Linked DNA regions of Mus musculus: region 1 is linked to region 2. Evidence: chromatin loops called from intact Hi-C (ENCODE). Cell type or tissue: left cerebral cortex. All regions are shown on one strand. Links, peaks and the distances in the headings refer to the core of each region. The heading gives the core; the rest is flanking DNA. Region 1 overlaps Ubqln1 (ubiquilin 1). Region 2 has its middle 2.7 kb from the start of 2210016F16Rik.

What was found. A loop is a pair of places that touch in the nucleus more often than their neighbours do. Peaks named below come from ENCODE experiments on the same cell type or tissue, not always from the same donor. Only the 100,000 strongest peaks of a DNase experiment are listed, where the experiment ranks them.
Region 1: it touches region 2 in a loop (2.6-fold over the local background); 2 of 42 quality-filtered maps call a loop at or near these places.

Annotation. Positions count from the first base shown.
Region 1 is chr13:58,186,291-58,190,693 of GRCm38, reverse strand. The region is part of intron 6 of Ubqln1 (ubiquilin 1); the gene reads left to right. Among named protein-coding and RNA genes, the nearest start is that of Ubqln1, 27 kb to the left of the region's middle. In left cerebral cortex, for the core only: a CTCF peak has its summit at 2,095 (motif pointing left); DNase peaks (open chromatin) are centred at 1,090 and 2,062; H3K27ac peaks cover 854 bases.
Region 2 is chr13:58,385,690-58,390,092 of GRCm38, reverse strand. No RefSeq gene overlaps it. Among named protein-coding and RNA genes, the nearest start is that of 2210016F16Rik, 2.7 kb to the right of the region's middle. In left cerebral cortex, for the core only: a CTCF peak has its summit at 1,975 (motif pointing right); a DNase peak (open chromatin) is centred at 1,982.

The DNA.
Region 1 (4,403 bases), core at 203-4,202, 200 kb after region 2:
AATCTGGTGCCCTCTTCTGGTGTGTCTGAAGACAGCTATAGTGTACTTATATACATGAAATACATAATTCTTTTAGAAAAAGAAAAATCATATCTACTGTTTTGTCACAGTTACATAAAAGTAACTAGTATATTGGGGGAGTCAAAATTAATGACCCAGGATGTATGAAATGATGGCAGAGTGCCTGAAAATAGGCAGATAAGCCATGTGTCCACTTAGTGATGAAGTAAAAGGTCCTCATTAGTACCATGGTTATACTGCCATTGTTAGACACGCACAGGAGAACATGAAGACGTTCATATTTAGATATCTAACACCTGAGTTGCTGACATACGAATTCAAACATGTATCTCTTGCTTCGTTTGTTCTTTGTCTCAGTCAATAAACGATCTTTAGCTCTAGAAATTTGTAGAAATAGATTACATGGTGTAATTTTGTGTCTGTCTGCACTAGTTTTGAAATTAATTTATTCTGTGTATATCTCTGAGTTGCTGAAAAGTATTTCTTTCTACTTATGTGTGGCTTTTTTTTTTAAATCTAGTCTCTGTACTTTGTAGATGTAGAGCCATAGAAACTGGTAATAAAGTGTGGATAACAAAATTGAGATTCTTTTCAGATAAGATGAAAGCGCTATGTTGGGTTTTAGCAGAGGCCAGAATGGACTTGGAATTGTGCTGTCTGCTGAGGTGGAATGGGGGTGCTTGTGATGTGTGTGAACGAAGGCATAGTCAGAGATATGGGCATGTCCATGTTTTTCAGAAGGATTGGTCTTGATGTCACCCTTAGGTAATTGCTGTTGGTGGGATCCTGGTTGTTGCTGAATATGATTTATTTTGTTCTCTTGAGTTTTGCTCTGGCTTTTTGAACCAAATCTTAGGCCTGTTTGTGAATTGCTGTCTTTATGCAGGTGAGGGCAGGCATAAGATAAGGAAAGAACCTGTGATTGGGCAATGGATAAAGAAGGCAGGCTGAGAGTTCTGTGTCAGCCTGTCTGCTGGGGGATGTGTAGCCTGGCTCCAGAGCCTGGCTGTTGTGAAAGCACGACAGCATTACTTACCCAGGAGTGGGCGGCTGGATCATGTGACCGTTTTATGTTCATTTCTTTATGTTTCAGGTGCTCCCTACTGGTTTCCATAGTAGCCACACAAGTCTATGCTCCCTCGTGCAGTGACTAAGTACAGTTCTTGCATATGTCCTCGCCAGTGTTTTTCTCAAGCATTCTAGCTGCAGCAAGCTGTAATCTCAAAGCAGTCTTAGTTTGCATTTCTCTGATACCAAAGGATGCTGACCTTTTTTTTCTTAAAGGTTTATTTATTTATTTTATGTATATGAGTGCACTGTAGCTGTACAGATGGTTGTGAGCCGTCATGTGGCTGCTGGAAATTGAACTCAGGACCTCTGCTTGTTCTGGCTCCACTTACTCTGGCCCAAAGATTTATTTATTATTATATCTAAGTACACTGTAGTTGTCTTCAGCCATACCAGAAGAGGGTGTCACATCCCATTGCAGATGGTTGTGAGCCACCATGTGGTTGCTGGAATTTGAATTCAGGACCTCTGGAAGAGTAGTCAGTGCTCTTAACCGCTGAGCCATCTCTCCAGCCCAATGCTGAACATTTTCAAGTACTTGTATGTCATTTGAGGATTGTCTACCCAGTTTATTATTGGACAGACCGAGTGGATGATTTGAGGTTTGTTGTTTAATTTTGCATTTCTTTTCACACACACACTGTCTGTGGTGTTTCCTTTGCTGAGCAGAATTGTCTTAAATCTCATGTTGTTTCCTTGCCAGCGCTTGTGATTATTCCCTGTGCTGCTGAAATCCTGCTAAGAAATCCATGCCTGTGCGTGCCTATGTCTTAAAGTGGTTTTCTTAGCAACTTAAAGGTATCGGGTTAAACATAAAGGTCTCGATCATTTTGAATTAATTTTTGTTCAGGTTGCAGACACCAAATTCTGCAGGCTCATGTTTGCCTTTGAGGGGTGGATTGTGACATAATCACTTGGCTTCTTTGCTTCTGTGAGCTCTGCCACCTGCAGCATACATACATACATAACTCTCTCAGATCAGTTCCTGTCTTCACAGCGCCCCCTGGTGGGCAGCCTGGTATCTGAGGTCTCCTCACCAATTTGGCTTCACCTTGACCCCTCAAGGTGCTCTCTCAAAGCCTCCTCTCAGGGGCTAGCCTTGGCTCCCTCCCCTCCTCTTTTCTCCTCTCCTTTCCTCTCCTCTTTTCTCTTCTCTCCCCCCGCCCCCTCTCAAACCTTGATCCAGTTTCATGCCTTCAAACCGGTACCATGAGGAGGAAAATGCCAAATTCTGCTGACATGATATGTAGCCTGGTTTTCTTGGACATGGCTACAGTGAGCTTCATGTGAGGGTCTGTGATGTAGTTAGCCTTCTGTTTTTAAATACATTTGGATTTTGCTATGGTGACCTTTAGATGTGTGGGGTCTTCCCTCAGGGCCCCACATTACAAAGCCCTAATCTGATTTCTTTAACAATGGCAATTGCTTCTTTGTAACTGTGAACTTCACTATTTTCTGGCCAAGGCTGAATCTCAAGATATCAATTCACTCAATTCTCCAGGACAAGGCAGAGTGCAGCCAGATCCTTTGCCATGAAGGAAAGGCCTGCAGCCTGGTTTCCCTTGTGTCCGTGTTCTCCTGAAACCTCATGCGCAAGTCTCCTCCTGTGTACATTTCTTGGAGCATTATTGACCTGAGCACCAAGATGCCCATTAATCAGCTCACGTCAGCTCAAAGCCTCCAGGGCTTCTCCAGCCCCTGGCTGTGACCTCTGCTGCCTTCCTCTGGCTGACAAGGACACTTTCACCTCTGGGAGTTTCTGATGCTTCCCCCTTTTATCATTCTTTAGCATAAAATCTAGCATTTCTTTTTAACACATGTCTCACTGGTTCATACAGAGCCTGGTAGCATGTAGTATACCATTCTCTCTCTCTCTCTCTCTCTCTCTCTCTCTAGTAAGTCTCAGTGGGCTTCAAGGTCTGTGTATGTGAAGCCCCTGGGGTTTGTGTTATTACTGGGAACGTTACCCCTGCCCCCCTGACTTCCTGTCCTTGGTTTCCATAGAATGAATTCAGACAGTGGTATAGAAGATGAAACATCCTTAAGAGATGACTGTAAACAGTGGCTAAGGGACCATTTTTGTTGAACTATATGTTTGTGGAGATGGTGTTATTTCTAAAGCCTCTAGGATATAAGTCTTTGCTGGTGGTGGGTATTCTGTTGTTCATGTTACTGGCAGAATCACTTGATTAACTTTTTTTTAAATTATTTTTATTTATTTAGATATATGAGGGCTCTATCTGCATGTATACCTCCATGACAGAAGAGGGCATCAGATCACAAGTAGATGGTGGTGAACCACCATGTGCCAGGAGTGGAACTAAGGACCTCTGAAAAAGCAGACAATGCTCTTAACCACTGAGCTATCTCTCCAGCCCCTCACTTGAATTAACTCTTAAGATAATATATTTATTATATATAATGCATACTTGTTATATATAAATATGTAATAATTCTACATCTAGAAGGTTACTGCTACATGGTGATTGATATCCTGTTTCCTCCCAGGGCTGGAAGTACAACTCAGATTCTATTCCTTTAACCAAATATCATGTGACAGTAGATTTCAAAGAGTTAAAGAAGGCCAGGTTTGGTGAAGGCCAGCATTTGAGAGTCAAGGGGTAGAGCAAGGGTGGCCTGATCTACAGAGTTTCAGGACAGCCAGGACTAAACAGAGAGACTTCGGTGAGGTGGGAAATGAAAGAAGAACAGACATGTTTTACACATAAAAGGGACAACTTCACCTTAATGAACCTCAAAAGAGCCTTGCTACCTATCTCACCATCTTCTCATGGGGTGTTTCTAGAATTCTCTTCTACAATTACTGCATATCTAGAGACACAGGAGGTAAGGCCCAAGCTGGTTCTAAGGTGACTTAAAAGCCTGCTAATTTCTTATAGCAGACTGGGTATGGAGGTTACTTTTATTAGACTAGTCACTATAGCTACCTTTTAAAAATACCTTTAAAATTTATCTCTCTATCCATGAGTATTCACAGATGTGTGCTGTGTGGCCATGTGGCCACAGAGCCCGTTAGATCGTCTGGAGCTGCAGGCTGCCCGACTTAGGTGCTGAGAACCAAACTGTTCCTGAAAGCACAGAAGCGCTCTGACTGTTGAGCTGTGTCTCCAGCCCCCGCAGACACCTTTTCTTAGCTATTGAGAGGACTGATAGTTCGGTGCCTGTGCTTTCTCCTGGGGCCTGGTGACGACTTAATTCTCCTTTTGTGAAGCTCCATCTGTTTGATGGTCCCAACACTTTTCAAAGGGCTGTGTGCCAGGGACCAAGCACCTCTCTCGCTCATGTATGTGGGC
Region 2 (4,403 bases), core at 235-4,234:
TTTGTACACCACCACCAAGCCTGGCACAGTTATGAGATACTACAGTATTATTAGCAATATTGCAGTGTTTCTCAAATTGCATTATTAGAACCAACAAAAATAAAGGTGCTAGTTAATCAAAACCATGGGCTAGCAGTCACTTGTCACACAAGCCTCTGATACTGAGTATAGTCCCCAGAACCCACAAAGTTGTCCTGATCTCCGCTTGTAGAGATGATCAGAGTGCTCATACACATACAAAAAACTTAAATTGGTTTAACAAAAGTGAGATTTCAGTGTACGTTTAAAAAGGTTTTAATACAAAGGTTTACTACATAGCACAGAAGAGGTAGGAACAGGAAGGAATTGGAAGACTAGCCATGGCTACATGTGACCCCTTCAAATGAAGTAAATAAAACTATATCTCAACTAAAGCAGTTTGTGGAAGGACTACATTCCTAGGTGTGATGATGAATACTGCCTATGGGAGATAGTCTACATTGGGTAAATTGACATGAGAAGACTCAGCTAAAATACAAGTACCCCTTCCTATCAAGTCAGACTGAATAAAGAGAGGAAGTGAGCTGACCATAGTCATTTCTGCTTCCTGACTGCAAACAGTTGAGTGGCTAGCTCAACCTCCTGCTGCCATGATAGACTCTTCAAATTAGGCCAAAAGAAGTACTCCCAAGTTTTCTTGTCAGGTGTTTCATGACACCCATAAGACACCCATAGTAATGAACATGCTATTTCTCTCCCACCCACCCCTTGTGAGACTGAGTGAGGGCCTGACATGGAGGGCAGAGACTGGTTTTTGTTTGTTTGTTTTTTTCTCCTTCCAGCTGGTTTTTGAGGCAAGGTCTTTTCCTGTCTCTGTTGCTGCACTGTGTACTCCAGATGACTTGTTATGTGTGTATATATGTTCTCAAGCATGTGGCTTGATCTCTATATAATATCTGGGAATATTTGGGACCCTAAACAGCAGTTATAAAAGTAGGCACTGTCAATTTCATTGTACAAACATGATTTCTTCAAGTTTAATAATTTCATTTAAGGAAAAAAAAAAATCTGACCTGAAGACAAACTCAGACAATTATGTCTGAGAAGTAGATCCATGAGTACTGAGCTAGCCCCCAGCCCTCTCCTGGAGTGTATTTGACCTATCCTATTTGTTTTCTGAAAACTTTCCTTACTACTTTACAGTATAAAATATAGTATAATAAAAATTTTTTAAATGAGGAACTAGTCTGAGTTGGGGTGGCTATATTTGCAAATATATTGGAAAATATAAAATGTTCATAGGGCTGACTGATTTTGTCTGGGTGAAGAGATACTGAGATGGGTAAGACATACCCTTAAAGATCTTCCTCTGTGGGACATTTCCAGAAACTAGAAGATAGGAAGACTAAATGAATGAAGTACTCAATGACTTAATTCAGGAATGGATTCAGAATTTAAGTAGATACAGTGGTAAGACTGTGGAAGATGATGGTTAGGTGGAAAACGTTGGCTGCTTTGAGGGGAAGGAGAGAACATGTGTCTTTGAGTTTGGTTTGTAACGATTGGCCTTGGTCATCCTGCTTTCACCTGTGAAACTTTCTTTTATCCTCTGGTTTCCTTTGTTTCTTTTGCATTTTTGAGACTGGATCTCTACATAGCTGTGGCTGTCCTGGAACTCACTATGTAGAGCAGGCCGGCCTTGATCCTACAGAGATTCCACCTGTCTCCTGCCTTTCTAGTGCTGGGAGTAAGGCATGTGCCCCACTACATGTGACTTCTAAACTATTGAAGTGCTTGCCATAGTCTATCATTACAGAACGTAGGAGCACGAGCAGTAACCGCCGTCAAGAGGCTGCTGTTTAGAGCTTCTGAATGATGCCCATCTTTGATGAATGTCAGCTGAACTCCATAGCAAAACTTTCGTAAAAGCCAGTATAGATGGCAGATAAAATCTTGATAACGTCTAGTGTGCACTTGGTGCTTTACCCTCCCAAGCCAGAAGAGGGCAACATCACCCGGAGCTGCAGTTAGAAACACTTGTGAGCCACCATGTAGACTTAGGAAGTAAGCCCAGGTTCTCTAGAAAAGCAGCCAGTGCTCTTAACTGCTGAGCTATCTTTCCAGCCACTTCTCAGGTTACTTGTCACTATAAACTTGGGAAACTTTCCTGGCTGTGTCCCAGAGGTTCCCAGAAGTTGTGTTCTCCTTTTCACTTGTCTCTAGGAGGGTTGTTTTGTTTTTAAAAATCTTCCTGGTTCCTTGAATGATTCACTGTTCAAAAATACATTTTATAATATGGATTTTGTCATTGTTGTTGAGGTTTTGTCCTGTGATACTAGTTTTAGAGAAGGTATCATATCCTGATGAGATTTTTAAAAATGTGTATTTTTGGTCTGTTGGGTGCGATGTCCTGTATATTTCTGTTAAGTTACTCCATAATGTATTTTAGCTCTGATGTTTATTTGCTTAGTTTTTATTTGGGAGATGTAACTGTAAAAGCAGGTCATTGAAGCTCCCACTATTCCTGTGTCAATCCCTATGAAGCACTGTATATACTTCAAATTATGTGCTTTATGAAACTAGGGATTACAACATTCAGCCTATGAAGTATTTCTCTTGATAAATCATTCCTGACATAATATGTGGTATCACCCTTTTTATATTTTCTAGATAGCTTTGGTTTGACATTTACTTTATCTGATATTTGCTTTGTAATTTATTTTACAGTCTTTGATTTTTTTTATCATTGCTAGCAAAATATGTTTTAGGACACAGTATATTACTGGCTTTTGTATTCTCTACTGAATTCTATCAAACTTTCAAGGATGATCTCATACCAGTTCTATTCCATAAAATAGAAAGTGAATGGACACTACCAAGTTCATTCTACAAATATAGTATTATTCTCACACCAAAACCAGGCAAAGGAATAACAACTTAAAACTACAGACATCTTCTCTTTAATGAACATAGACACAAAGACTCAACAAAATACTTGCAAACTGAATTTAGAAATACATTTAAGAAGATCAAATATTATGACCAACTAGGGTGTTTTATGGAGAGGCAAGTTTGACTCAACACAGGTAAATGAATAAATGCAATACACTATATAAACAAACTTAAAAACAGAAACCACGTACATAATCTCACTGATGAAAGGTCTTTTTGACACAGTTCAACATGGCTTTGTGGTCAAAGTGCTGGAGGTGTTAGGATAGATTGGCTCATGCTTCAAACTAATAGAGGCTCTATTACAACAGACCTATAGCCAAAAATCAAGTGGAGAGAGCATCTGTTCTCAATTCAGGAATGAGACAGGGCTGCCCATCCTCCTTAGTTTTTCAGGATACTCTTTGAAGTCTTAGCTATGGAAATAAGACCAAAGTAAGTGATAAAAAAGGAAACAGGAAAAGAATCGAACTATTCCTACTTGCAAATGATGTGTTTCTATACTTATAAGACATTATAGAGGCGTTTGAGAGATGCCCTCAAAGTTAAGAGTACTGGCTTCTCTTCCAGTGGACCCAGGTCTGAACCCAGTACCCATATGGCTGTTCCCAATATCTTGTAACTCCAGTTCCAGGGGCTCCAACACCCTCTTCTAGCCTCTGCAGGCAGCAGGCACACACATGGAACACATACATGCATGCAGGCAAAACATTCATACACAAAATAAAAATACTTTTTTCTAAAAAGACCTTTATGGAATCTACTAGGAAACTCTTTAATTAAAGCAAAATTGCAGGATAGAAAAATCAGTATTTAAAAGAAAAAACAAAGCCGCGTATGGTGGCCTATGCCTTCAATCCTAGCACTGAGAAGATAGAGGCAGGTAGATCTATATGAGTTTGAGTCTAGCTGGTCCACATAGTAAATTCCAGGTGATCCAAGGCCACAGAGGCCTTGCCTCAGAACAACAATGAGAAACGCCCAGATAATAAAAACATACTTTCATACTGATTCTGCATCTCCAGGCATCTTTTCAACATTGACCAATGTATCTTAAGTATGTTAAGTTTTAGGGGTTGGGTTGATACTTTATAATTCCTACTTTGTTCCAGGTAACCCTATAGAGATGACTAGTCACACAGTTTATAATCAATTGAAAGTCTATTCCAGCTGGCTGGGACCACACCCAGGTAGGTATTCAGAGACCTAGGAGGTGTGGTTCCAACTGTCCAGATCAACAGTTTTTTAAAGGCAAGAAATCACACCCGGGTACTTTGCTTTGCAGCTGTACGAGGGCTTCCCAGAAAGCAAGATCTTTTAGCTAAGATAAGTTAGCTGACCTTTGGGCTCCTTGAATACAGTTGGGTAATTACCCACGGGACTCTTCATCAAGATCAGATTCTAGTTAAACCTGGAACCGCCTCAGCAAGAGTACAAGATGGAGGGACTTTTGCACTGTCTTGCTGTGACAC